Regions from separate parts of the Mus musculus genome. Here region 1 is linked to region 2. A link is a contact called in ENCODE POLR2A ChIA-PET data. All regions are on one chromosome and are shown on one strand. The core of a region is the stretch at or near the end of the contact, and the rest is flanking DNA. Distances in the headings are between cores, read along the strand shown.

Region 1 (5,632 bases), core at 1,693-4,192, 77 kb after region 2:
GTTTTTCTTTTGTTCTTTTAAAAAAATAAATGAATATAAAGTTTGCAAGACCAAGGGGCCTCTCTTCCTGATGATGGCTGACTAGGCCATCTTTGGGTCTGGGGGACTTTTGGGATAGCATTTGAAATGTAAATGAAGAAAATACCTAATTAAAAAAAATAAAAGTCTTGAAAACATTCACCACACACACACAAAATGAACATCTTGTTTTCTCAGCACCATTTGTGAAAGATCCCACTTTTTAGCTAATGTATCAAATATCAGATGGTTGTAGCTATGTGTGGTTGTTTGTCCTCATTGTTTTGATTTTTTGATTTTTTAATTATTTTTTTATAGATAGCATTTCTCTGTGTATCTCTGGCAGTCCTGGACTCAGTTTGTAGATCAGGTTGGCCTCGAACTCGCAAAGATCCACCTGCCTCTACATAACCATGCCCAGCACCATATTTTTTTTATTACTATGACTCTATAGTATTTCTTGAGGTCTTGGATAGCAGTTCCTCCATCATTGCTATTTTTGCTCAGAATTAGTTTGGCTGTCTGGAATCTTACATGGTTCTATAAACCATAAAGTTTTTTAAAGCAATGAGAAATGGATCTATGCTTGGATTGTAATTCATCCAATGAATAAAAGGCAGAGAAACAATTTTGTTTGCAAGCTAAAGCAAGATTAGAAAAGGCTACAGAGGCTGGGAATGAAAGCCCCAGATTCCATTCTTAGTATGTTAACAGGAAAGAAAATTAGAAGAGGCTATAAGCTTCAACCTAGAATACTCTCCCTGGGAATTCAGACCTGATACAGAGGTAAGGGAGAGGCTGCAGCGAGCTGAAGATGCTCTGAGGGTCAAAGTGTTCCCGCCCTCAAAAGATATTCTCAAAGCCATGTCAAAAGTATGAATGAGAAAGCCTTTAGAACAGATTATTCTAAGTCCCAGCCTTTGGGCTACTCTATCTTCGGCCTGGTAGAGGCAGCCTTTAGACTGCTTCAGCTAATACACTATCACGGAGAAAAGATGTTCTTGATGGATAAACTCTGCCCTAATTGCAGAAAAAAGTCTCCTTTAATGATCAGGTTTAGAGGTATTGTTTTCATAAAGAAATAAATAACTGGATATAATCATAGGCCAGTTATTTTGTGGAATGTGTCTTTAATTGATGTTCCTTTCTTTTATGAATTTTAGGCAGAACTACAGTAACATTCTCCTCATTTTATTTAGACCATCAAGTGAGACATGACACTGACCTACTGTACTATTTGTGATATTCATATTGATCACTCAAGAAAGGCTGACTTGAGGCACTTCTAAAGTTGCTAAATTTTGTAAGATGTGGTAGCATATACACTTGGGAGGCTCATGCAGTTGGATCATGTCTAGTTCATAGCTATCAAGGGTTAACAGTGAAACTCTACTCAAAAACAAGCAAAGACAGAAAAATTTGCTATTTTACATTGCATAAGTAATAATGTGGGAAGATACTCTGTGACAGTATAAATAAAACTTGCTTCTTATCTTCCACTCTTTAATTTTAGCATCTACTAATATTTCATGTCCTAATTTACTATTGTTATGATAGCTGAAAATGATTCTTTAACATTTCCAGCTTTTATTACTTGATAGTTTATCATAAATCCTATCTGTGTCCTTTATCATCCACAGCAGTTCTCCTTTCCTGTCTTTTTCTATGTGTCCTAGGCTGGCCTCCAACTCACAGGGATGCACTAGCAAGTGTTAGGACACCAATGACACCTGGCTTCTTCCTTCACATCAGCCATTCTTTTTTGCTGTTGCTTGCAAAAGTTCTTATTTCATTGTGTGTGTGTTGGGGGGGGGGGGGTTATGTGTACATGTGTTTATAGGCACTGAGGCCATGGGAGGATGTTGGGTTTTCTTTTTTCCTTTCCTTTCCTTTCCTTTCCTTTCCTTTCCCTTTCCCTTTCCCTTTCCCTTTTCCCTTTTCCCTTTTCCCTTTTCCCTTTTCCCTTTCTTTCTTTCTTTCTTTCTTTCTTTTCTTCTTCTTCTTTTTTTTTTTTTTTTTTTTTTTTTGAGACAGGGTTTCTCTGTATAGCCCTGGCTGTTCTGGCACCAGAGTGAGAGAGAGAGAGAGAGAGATCAAGAGCCTCTGAACATTTTTCTTTTAATTACTTTCTTTCCTTATTTTTAAAAATCTGAGCCGGGCGTGGTGGCGCACGCCTTTAATCCCAGCACTCGGGAGGCAGAGGCAGGCGGATTTCTGAGTTCGAGGCCAGCCTGGTCTACAAAGTGAGTTCTAGGACAGCCAGGGCTATACAGAGAAACCCTGTCTTGAAAAACCAAAAAAAAAAAAAAAAGAAAAAAAAATCTGGCCTGGAACTAAGATGTGCCTGCCTCAGCCTCCAGATTGCTGGGATCAAAGGTGGTGACTGGCTACCATACATTCTTACAAAAGAAAAAAGAAACAGACAAACAAAAACTAAACAGGCAATCAAATAAATATAATTTCTTCAACAAGGTAGGCTCTCTGAGGAATCTACAGCTTATTGTTAAAAAACAGAGGTGATGGCACACACCTTTAATTTTAGCACTTAGGAGTCAGAGGCAGCTGGATGTAACTTTGAGGCTAGCCTGGTCTGCTGAGTGACCTTATTTAGAAAAACAACAAAACCAAAATAAAACAAAAAAAAACCAGAAAAATTGAGCCACTATTTGTGACACGGTGAATCCATTACTTAAATGTATCTTGCAGTTTATAAAAACTTGAAGTTTGAGGTGGTATGTAGCCACTACTTAATTATTGTCAGCTATCACATCCAGTTCTATTGCCCAGACTGGGGGCATGGCTGATGCTTTCCTTTCTGGTAGGTTTGGTGTTATCTTCCCGGGGTGACGACGAGGGCGGGGCTTGCATGGTCCCGCCTCTAAGAGGCGGGGCCGGTTAGAGGAGGTCGGGCGGAAGCTGGAGGCAGGGCCTGCGCGCGCTTCTGTGTTCTGAGGCCGCTGTTAGGTTCCGGGCTGCTCTTGTTCTTCACGCTTCTGCCGGTCCCGGTGTTGAGCCTCTGGCGTCCAGGCCTTGCCAGCAGTCTGCACCCGCGGCGTTGGTCCCCGATGGCCCTGTGCAACGGAGATTCCAAGGTCAGTCTGTGATTGGCGTCTCTGCCGCCCTCCGGCAGCGTGAGCGAGACCTGGGGGTCCGTCCGTCTCCCTCGGCCGGGTCAGTGGCGCTCTACATGTGTCAGCCCGGCCTGCGGCGCGGCTTTATTGCATCCGAGGCGCTTTGTTGGCTTTGCTAGTGAAGCATCGAGTTCCAGCGGAGAGGCGACCTGGCTGTGGGCCGCGATTCTTGGGGACTTCGGGGCCCTTCAACCGCAGGGCAGGGTCGGGGCCTCGCCTGCGGCGGTCCGGCCAGGCGGGCCTGTATTCTTTCCAGCCTAGTGCAGGCCTTTCTGACTCTATTGACCACAGCTTCTGTTCCTGGGCCCAGGTGTGCTTCTCACCCTCTTCTCCCGCCATCCTCGGAGGGGTAGAGTTAAAGGTTCTGCTCCTGCGCACTCTGTCTCGTGTATTACGTGCTAGTTTTCGGGGACATTTTCCCGCCTTTGGGGCCTTTTCTTGGGAGCCAGGTTCTCCACGGGTGCTGGAAAAAGTTAACTGCGTTAGCCAAGACGCGAGAGCGTTGGGCCGTTGATGCCCGTTTGTGGCTTCCAACTCCCAGCCTTAGACATCGTTCTTAATTGCCTGGTCTGAATTGGTCCCCTTTCCCTTCCGACCTAATCGTCTTTGACCTGGAGAGCTTTCTGACCTTCACAAAGTCAGTTTTGTCATCGAGAAACTGCGGTGTTGGAATATAATTTACTTTAGCAAGGTGTACATCACGCTTGTGCATGCTTGTGACCTAGCTTTAGCAATCTGGTTAAATTTCTCTTCGGGTGTATGAAACTCCAAACTTTTGGATAGCTGTTCTAGAGCCAGGAATAATTTCTGCCCTTGCAAACATGGAGCTTAAGTGTCACAAACTCGCGAATGGCTGCTTAATATGTAGGAATCATTCAAAAACCTGTGTTGAACAAATGAATAAACATTATTAGGTAGCTCCTATATTTTCAAACCTAGGCACCTGTCATGGTCTGAAGAATAAGTCTCACCTTACAGTTTTGTACATTTGTCTTTAATTTTTAATCTTACAACTCACTGGAACTCATCTTTATGGTGGATGAGTTCGCTGCGGTTTTATAGAACCTACTGCGATCTAGAAGAATATTTTCACAAAATTATTTCAGTATTTTTTCAACATTTTTTAATTATTATTTTGCTTTTTTTTTTCCGATACAGGGTTTCTTTGTGTAGCCCTGGCTGTCCTGGAACTCACTCTGTAGACCAGGCTGACCCCGAACTCAGAAAACCGCCTGCCACTGCCTCCCAAGTGCTGGGATTAAAGGCGTGTGCCACCACTGCCCGGCTCAATATTTTCTTAAGATGATATTTTTGATCATTGTGATTTATTTGAGTTTAAGGTGAATAGCTAAATTTTATGTCAAGGTCATGTGGTAGAGTGGCCAACTCACAGCTGTCTGTAATTCCAGCTCAGATGATCCAACATCCTCACTTGGTCCCTGTAGACACTGCATGCAAATGGTGCAGACAAACATATAGGCACAACACTGTTATAAGGAATTTAAAAATAAAATGCAAAAAAACTTAATAAAAGTAATAAAGTAATTCTTAAGCTGGCCTATTAGGATTAACCATCACAGATGCTATTCCAGCACCGTCAGTGAGAAGACATACATCAGTGTAAGGCTAGCCTCCTCCACACACACACACACACACACACACACACACACACGTACATTTATGGTGTTATTCTTGCAAGTGTGTCTGTGTACCACATGTTCGTGCCCGTGTGGTCATGGAGGCCAGAAAATGACATAAGATCCCTTGGGACTGGAATTACAGACAGTTGTGAGCTGCCATGTGGGTTCAAAGAATTGAACCTGGATCCTCAGGAAGAGCAGGCAGTGCAGTGCTCATAACCCCAGAGCCATTAACCCAGCCCTTGTTTTTAAAACTTTTAGAAATTCTGTACCAATATTTTATATAAATGAGTGTTCTGTTTGGCTTTTTGTTATTTGGAAAGATAAATAGAAAGCAGTTAAGAAAATGCCTCCCAGGTGGACGGTAGGCAAGTCTGTAGGTCATTTTTTTCTTTTTTCTTTTTTAAACGTGGATAGGATGGGTTACCTTGTAGGAGGTGCCAGCCCTGGGCCGGTGGACCTGGGCTGTAAAGTACTATACCACTACACTATATAATGATTATGTTACTATGACTTAACAGTTAGCTATAGCCATGAGAATGATAATTAAAAGGCACAGGAGTAAAGAACTTAAAACTGTATTATTTTTCTTTGTTCAGAAATTTGTGCGCCACCTGTCATTGTCTAGCCCCATTTTATGTTGTCTCATCTGATGCTAGTAAGCTCTTGATTTTCTCATAATGGTGGCAAAATTGAAACAAGACCACTAAAGGGCTTCTTACTTTGCAGGCAGGCAGTCTAACTGACCTACATCTTCTTCTGTGTTTCTCCCATTTCTCTTCCTCCCTTCTAGTCCCTTCTCTGGATCCTCTCCCCAGTCCCAGGTCTTGCAGAAACCATGAT
Region 2 (5,556 bases), core at 1,491-3,990:
ACACCAAAGGCTTCAGTTTAGGTGCAGCTAGTGGTAGCATGCTTGTATATCATAAGTGAGAAGTTGAGTCTGGTTTCCAGCACTAGGGGACAAAAGAAAAAAAAGGAAAAAACAAACAAAAAAACCCACCAAAGATAGTATTGCCACCCTGAAAACCAGAGGCTGCATTAGATTTATTCCAGAACCCAGAACTCTTAAGTCACTGAAGCCAAGAAACTGAATTTATTCATCTTGCCTTACATATAAACTCTCCATAAATATTTGTTGACTGAATGAATAAATTAAATACAAAACACTAAGAATTTTCACAAAAGCTAGGGCATATAGCCTGATAGAAGGTGCTTTCCTAGCATGCAAAAGTGGGGCCTTGGGTTCAATCCCTAGCAACGCGCACACACACATACACACACACACACACACAGTGCTTTATATTAAGGAATCCTAACACAAATCACCTTTATCACCTCTGTTTTTATAACTCTATCTCTTATAATTATACAAGAGACTAATTTTTTCAAAACAAATTTACTTGAAGTCAATGAAGTGGAAACTATGTGAAACAGAAGCAAGGATAATTCGTTTTATTACAAGCCACTATAAATCTCACTCTGCCTCCCAACCTCCCCTCCCTTTGTCTCCTTCCCAGCCTTCCTCCAGGCACTCCCAATCTCATTATTCCATGATCTGCTAAAACCACAGTTTACCTCCTGGAACCAGTAGAACACACATCACTGAGAATTAGGGAATTGGAGACAGTTACAAGCCACCAAACAGGGTCATAAAGGACTTGAACCTGAAAATAAAGTTTTTCTAATTTTCAAGAGAAAAAAGTTTGTTTGTTTTGTTGTTTTTTAACATTATAGCTACACAAGTTGCACAAGGTTGACACTGATGGGAAAAAGGATGGGTGAGAAAACTTAACTTGGATGTTATTTACAGACTATGTGAAAAATAGTATGTTGGTGTCTTTGACTACAGCTTGCTGTTGGCACTAGAGGAAATCATCTTTAACTTCCTGGTACAAATAAACACTCGTCTTACTGGAATGCATAGTGTTCAAAACCAGGATGCAGAATCCTTAAGCTACTTCACTCAAGTTATTTTAAGCCCTACTTGGTCCCAAGAAAAGCAACTCCATTTTAAACTTTTATTAACAGTGATCTGAATTCTAATCAGTTTATTTACATAGCAAGTAGCTCTCGATCGCGCTGCGAAATAGGGATGCAGTCTAAGAAAACATAGTAACAACAAGTTATAGCACCCACTAGAAACCGCTGGAGATTTGTACTCTTACCAAATGCTCCCCTGGGTGCAAACAAATGAAACTTAAAAGACGGGAAGAGGTTTTTCAAGACACAATTTTAAGTCGTCAACAGACGGCTTAAGAAAGACTAGTCTGCAATAATGCGTCTTAAAACATTCATTTTCTGAACAAGATCATAATGCCAGCAGTAAGCAACCCACATCTTAAAAAGCAACGTCTCTGTTGACAGAGAGAACCTTTGCTTCCCTTCACCGGCATTTAACACACTAGTTCATTTGGAGAGCATCAGGTTCTGTACGTTATAAACAGGTTGTATGCAGAGTACACAGGAGCTACGATGTCGTCTGCACACTGTGGAAACCCAAGCTTAATACAATTGTTTAAAAAAGCCGCACCAGGAAATAAAGTCTTATTCATATCTTCCTTTTCACAGGATAAAAGGAGGTAACTTGAATGCTCCAATGAGCAGTTTCTCAGCATTATTTTTCTACCATGATCAAAATGATGACAGAAGAGAGAAAAAAGTTATATATTTTTTATTTCATACCTCTGGCTATCACTTCAATGCTAAACTCTTAAAAAACAAAAATGAGATCGTAAGTTGATTCCAAGCTACAAACAAACAAACAAACAAAAAGTCTAGAGAAAGACTTGGGCTCCACAGTGAAGCAAAGCAAAACAGCTCTGCTCTTCAAGTGGCGTCTCCGACCCGGTACTGTTGCCATGGTATCCCGCGCAGGCGCAGAGAACACCTTCACAGCCCGGGCGTCGCTTCGGTAACCCATGATTTGTCGCTAGGAAAGGGCAGTTGGAGTAAATCCTTCTCGCACCTAATGCCCGGAGCTTTTTGAACAGTAAGACTCGCACCGGCAACTAAGGGCGCGCTTCTGGGACCGCAGAACTGCTTTCCAGGCGGCCAGAGCCAGGGGAGGTCTTGTGGGATCATTCCGCCGCGATGCGGGACCCTCCCGGTGGCTGGACCTCTGCCACCAACCAGGGCAGGGAAGGTCTTGCTCAGGCACAAAAGCCCACGCGCTCCATTAGGAGCTCACGAGCTACTGTGGTCCAGTTCCTGGGCCGAGGCACCCTGGCACACACCACAACCCGGTGCTCGCGGCTGAGATTGCCCAGAAAGAATTCGAGCACCTGCTCGCGCAACGCTGGAGAGGCAGTCCGGTGCTCCTCTTCCTGCTCCCGGCCCTCTCCCTGTCCCCCACCCCCACCCCCTCCAAAGCACTGACCTGCTCAGCTCTGAGTATCCCGCTGATGAAGGATCCTCGGAGTTTTTGTAACCGGCTCAACCTCCCAAATGCTGGAGTGATCTGCTAGTGTCCCGGTGTGACTCCAACCCCAATTCCTCCAAAACAGCCCCCCAGCCCAAGATGGGCACCACTACACACCAGCCAACAGAACCAACAGAGGAGCTCCAAGTAAAGACCAGCGCTGCCGCCACAACCTGCTTTCTCATTCAAATCCTCATGCTCACATTGGAGCACCCTCCCTCTTAACCCTCAGCTCAGGGCAAATCCGGAACTGGAGCGCGCGCGAGTGGACTGGAGCGCCATCGAGGAACAGGAGCCAAGAACTGGACGTGGACCCCTTATGAAGATGCTACTGCTAGGCATAGGCCAGAACCCCTGGGAATAAAGATCTTCTTCTGTCCTCCCTCGCAGCAAATTTCAAAGAATTCCAAGACCAGGGACACCTCTGATAGATTTTCAGTTTAGGTGGCTAGCGGGTTAAAGACGCTGCTGGAACAAAGTTGGAGAGTTCAGGGGAAGCGAACTGTGCAATGTTCTTACAAGAGTTTGAACCGCTTCAAAAATAAAACACCAAACGACTAATCCTTTCTTTCCTCCCCCTTCCCCCTCCCCCCTTCTCCCTTTCCAATAAATATAGCATCTGTTATTTTCAACTATCCATTTTGAGTAAAATCAAATTGAGGAACAGGGAGTGCAGGTTATAGGATGCTTTGTTATCCCTCAGTCTCTTCCAAATATCACTCGTTGGCATTAATTAACAAGCCAGTTAATTGTCAGTTCACCCGCTAGCGGGCTGGAAAAGCTAATGTGCTGTTAAAGAGCACACAGGCGGCAGCGGAACGTTTGCACCCAGCAAGTGTTCAAAAGCTGAGTAAAGATGAGATCTGAGCGCACTAACAGTAGAAAGGGAATAGCGTGCTGCGGAGTGATCCGGCTTCAAGATTCCAGGACTTGGCTTTTATCAGTCTTGATTCAACCTGTCCTATTGTTAGTTCAAAGCCTAACTGGGAGGAACTGAGGACAAGACCCTCCGTGTACCATTCAAAGTAAAACTTCCCTCCAGTAAGAAAGTCAGGAGCTCTGGCATGGCAACATGGAATTAGCAGGGGTTGTCTGGGCCTGGTGACAACATAAACAAAAGTCTTTTTTTCTTCCATGAGTGAATTTGTTCAGGAAGTAATAAAGGAGAGTCTGAGGCTGGAGAGATCACTAGTCCTCTTTGACTGACAGTGGGGGAGTGGGAGGAGGGATGCTCAGTGACCTCTCAGCACAAGATATAGTATTTCACCTTTTCATCCGTCTTAGCCTAGCCGATACCATAGAAACAACCCATTTGTATTATTCAGTTCAACAGAGGCAATTACAATGTGACGGCAAAGCATCATGGGCAAAAAGAAACTTTATCCTGAAAGCTATCCTGGACGCTTGGAAAAAAAAGAAAGAAAAAAGCAACCAGACTAGTTACAGACTACAAGGAAGAATTCAATTTAGAAAAGGAATTGCAAGGTCTTTTGGCTTCATAAGGAAAAATATTTAATTTCCTAATTTTTCTTTCTTCCTTTGTCCTCTCCCCCTTTTTTTCTTTACCCAGATCGCAAACACCTAATTTACAGGAAATTAAGTAGGGTTGAGGTTGTAAATGTGAAGTATGCTTTGAGAACCTGAAATCGCCAGCACCAAATAGATAGATAGATAGATAGATAGATAGATAGATAGATAGGTAGATAATACAGAAGAAAGGAAAAAAAGACAAGCATTGTTTGCCTCGAAATTGCTTTTCTTTGTGTAGAAAAAGGCCTGTTTAGAGTTTCTCTTTGGTGGTAATCACCATGGTGAATAGAAAGAAAAAAAGAAAGAGGCAAGATAATTAAACTCTCCATCAGTCATGGTTATCCATCCTTTAGCCTCCTGTGTTTGTCTTTCTGGAACTGAAAGATCACAGACGCAGGGGTTAAAATAAACGCAGACACAAACTTCTTGACAAGTGTCTTTGTATGTATTCTTGGTTATGGTGCTGTTTATTTCTGTAACACTGAAGTTTAAAAATTTGAAACCATGCAACATTCCAAATACATGAAAAGAAGGACAAGAATGTGTAATAACCCCCTTCTTTCTTTTAGAAATATTTCTATTGTCTTATTTGTATTGGTGTTTTGCTTGCTGCTGTGTAACAGTTCTTTTCTAGGGGAGATTGATATATTCCATCCTTAGGAAACTCCTAAAGCAAGAAGAATAACAACTCCGGAAGTCCCTGAAACTAACCAGATTCATTAGGCCTCTATCTGCCTGTGTAAGTAATAAAAGTTGAGAGTCCCCCTCAGAGGAAATGAAGCTCAGATGCAAGGAAGACTCTCAGAGGAGAAAAGCTAGAGAGATTCTGAGACCACAAAAGCTGTCTGGAAGAAGCTGAAACCGGTCAAGCTGCCTGCAAGAGGTTTAGACCAACTGAGGCACCTGGAAAGGACACTCTCCAACCTGTTGAGCAGCCTACAGGCTGTGCAGTGAGCTCTATGAGCTGTCACCTGTGCTGAGATGGGCTTTGGTGAAGCAGCTGTACGCAACCCATTTCTGCTTCTGCAAATATTCCCTCACCCTTATTCCTATGAGTCACCCAAATAAAACTTTTCAATTTGGACTTTGGTGTTATCTGTATTTTGGGTTGTCATAGGCTTCCCCATTTTTCTTAAGTGGGACTGGCAGAAGGCACCTTTCCTCCCTCCTCCTCTTCACTATCTAAGCTTTGGATTCTAAGGGATGCCTCTCATTAGTTATGCTGGTGCATCTCAGCCAGGCCTCCCTTTTAAATAGCTGCCAGATTTCTACATATCACCGCTGGCTCGATACTGAATGTACACTGACAATCAGGATCCCACAAAATCCTGCAAGCAGTATCTGATACACTGAAGTTGATTAATATGTCTTGACTGAGCTCATTTGACTGTACATTGCAAAGGATTTTAAAAGAAAACAACACTATTAATACATGTGTGTCGGAAGAAGATTTTCCCAGCTGAGCAAAACCTAATATTT

Evidence for each region. ChIA-PET counts read pairs that join two places held with the same protein, here RNA polymerase II (POLR2A).
Region 1: POLR2A ChIA-PET joins it to region 2 with 32 read pairs in Patski. The contact joins the promoter of Gmps here to the promoter of Plch1 in region 2. POLR2A ChIA-PET finds 5 or more read pairs at or near these places in 2 of 5 experiments (Patski and embryonic stem cell).

Annotation. Positions count from the first base shown.
Region 1 is chr3:63,973,201-63,978,832 of GRCm38, forward strand. Gmps (guanine monophosphate synthetase) reads left to right here and starts at 2,943. Exons shown (of 16, transcript NM_001033300.2): 1 at 2,943-3,110. The coding sequence starts at 3,084.
Region 2 is chr3:63,896,722-63,902,277 of GRCm38, forward strand. Plch1 (phospholipase C, eta 1) reads right to left here and starts at 2,741. Exons shown (of 24, transcript NM_001370984.1): 1 at 2,506-2,741.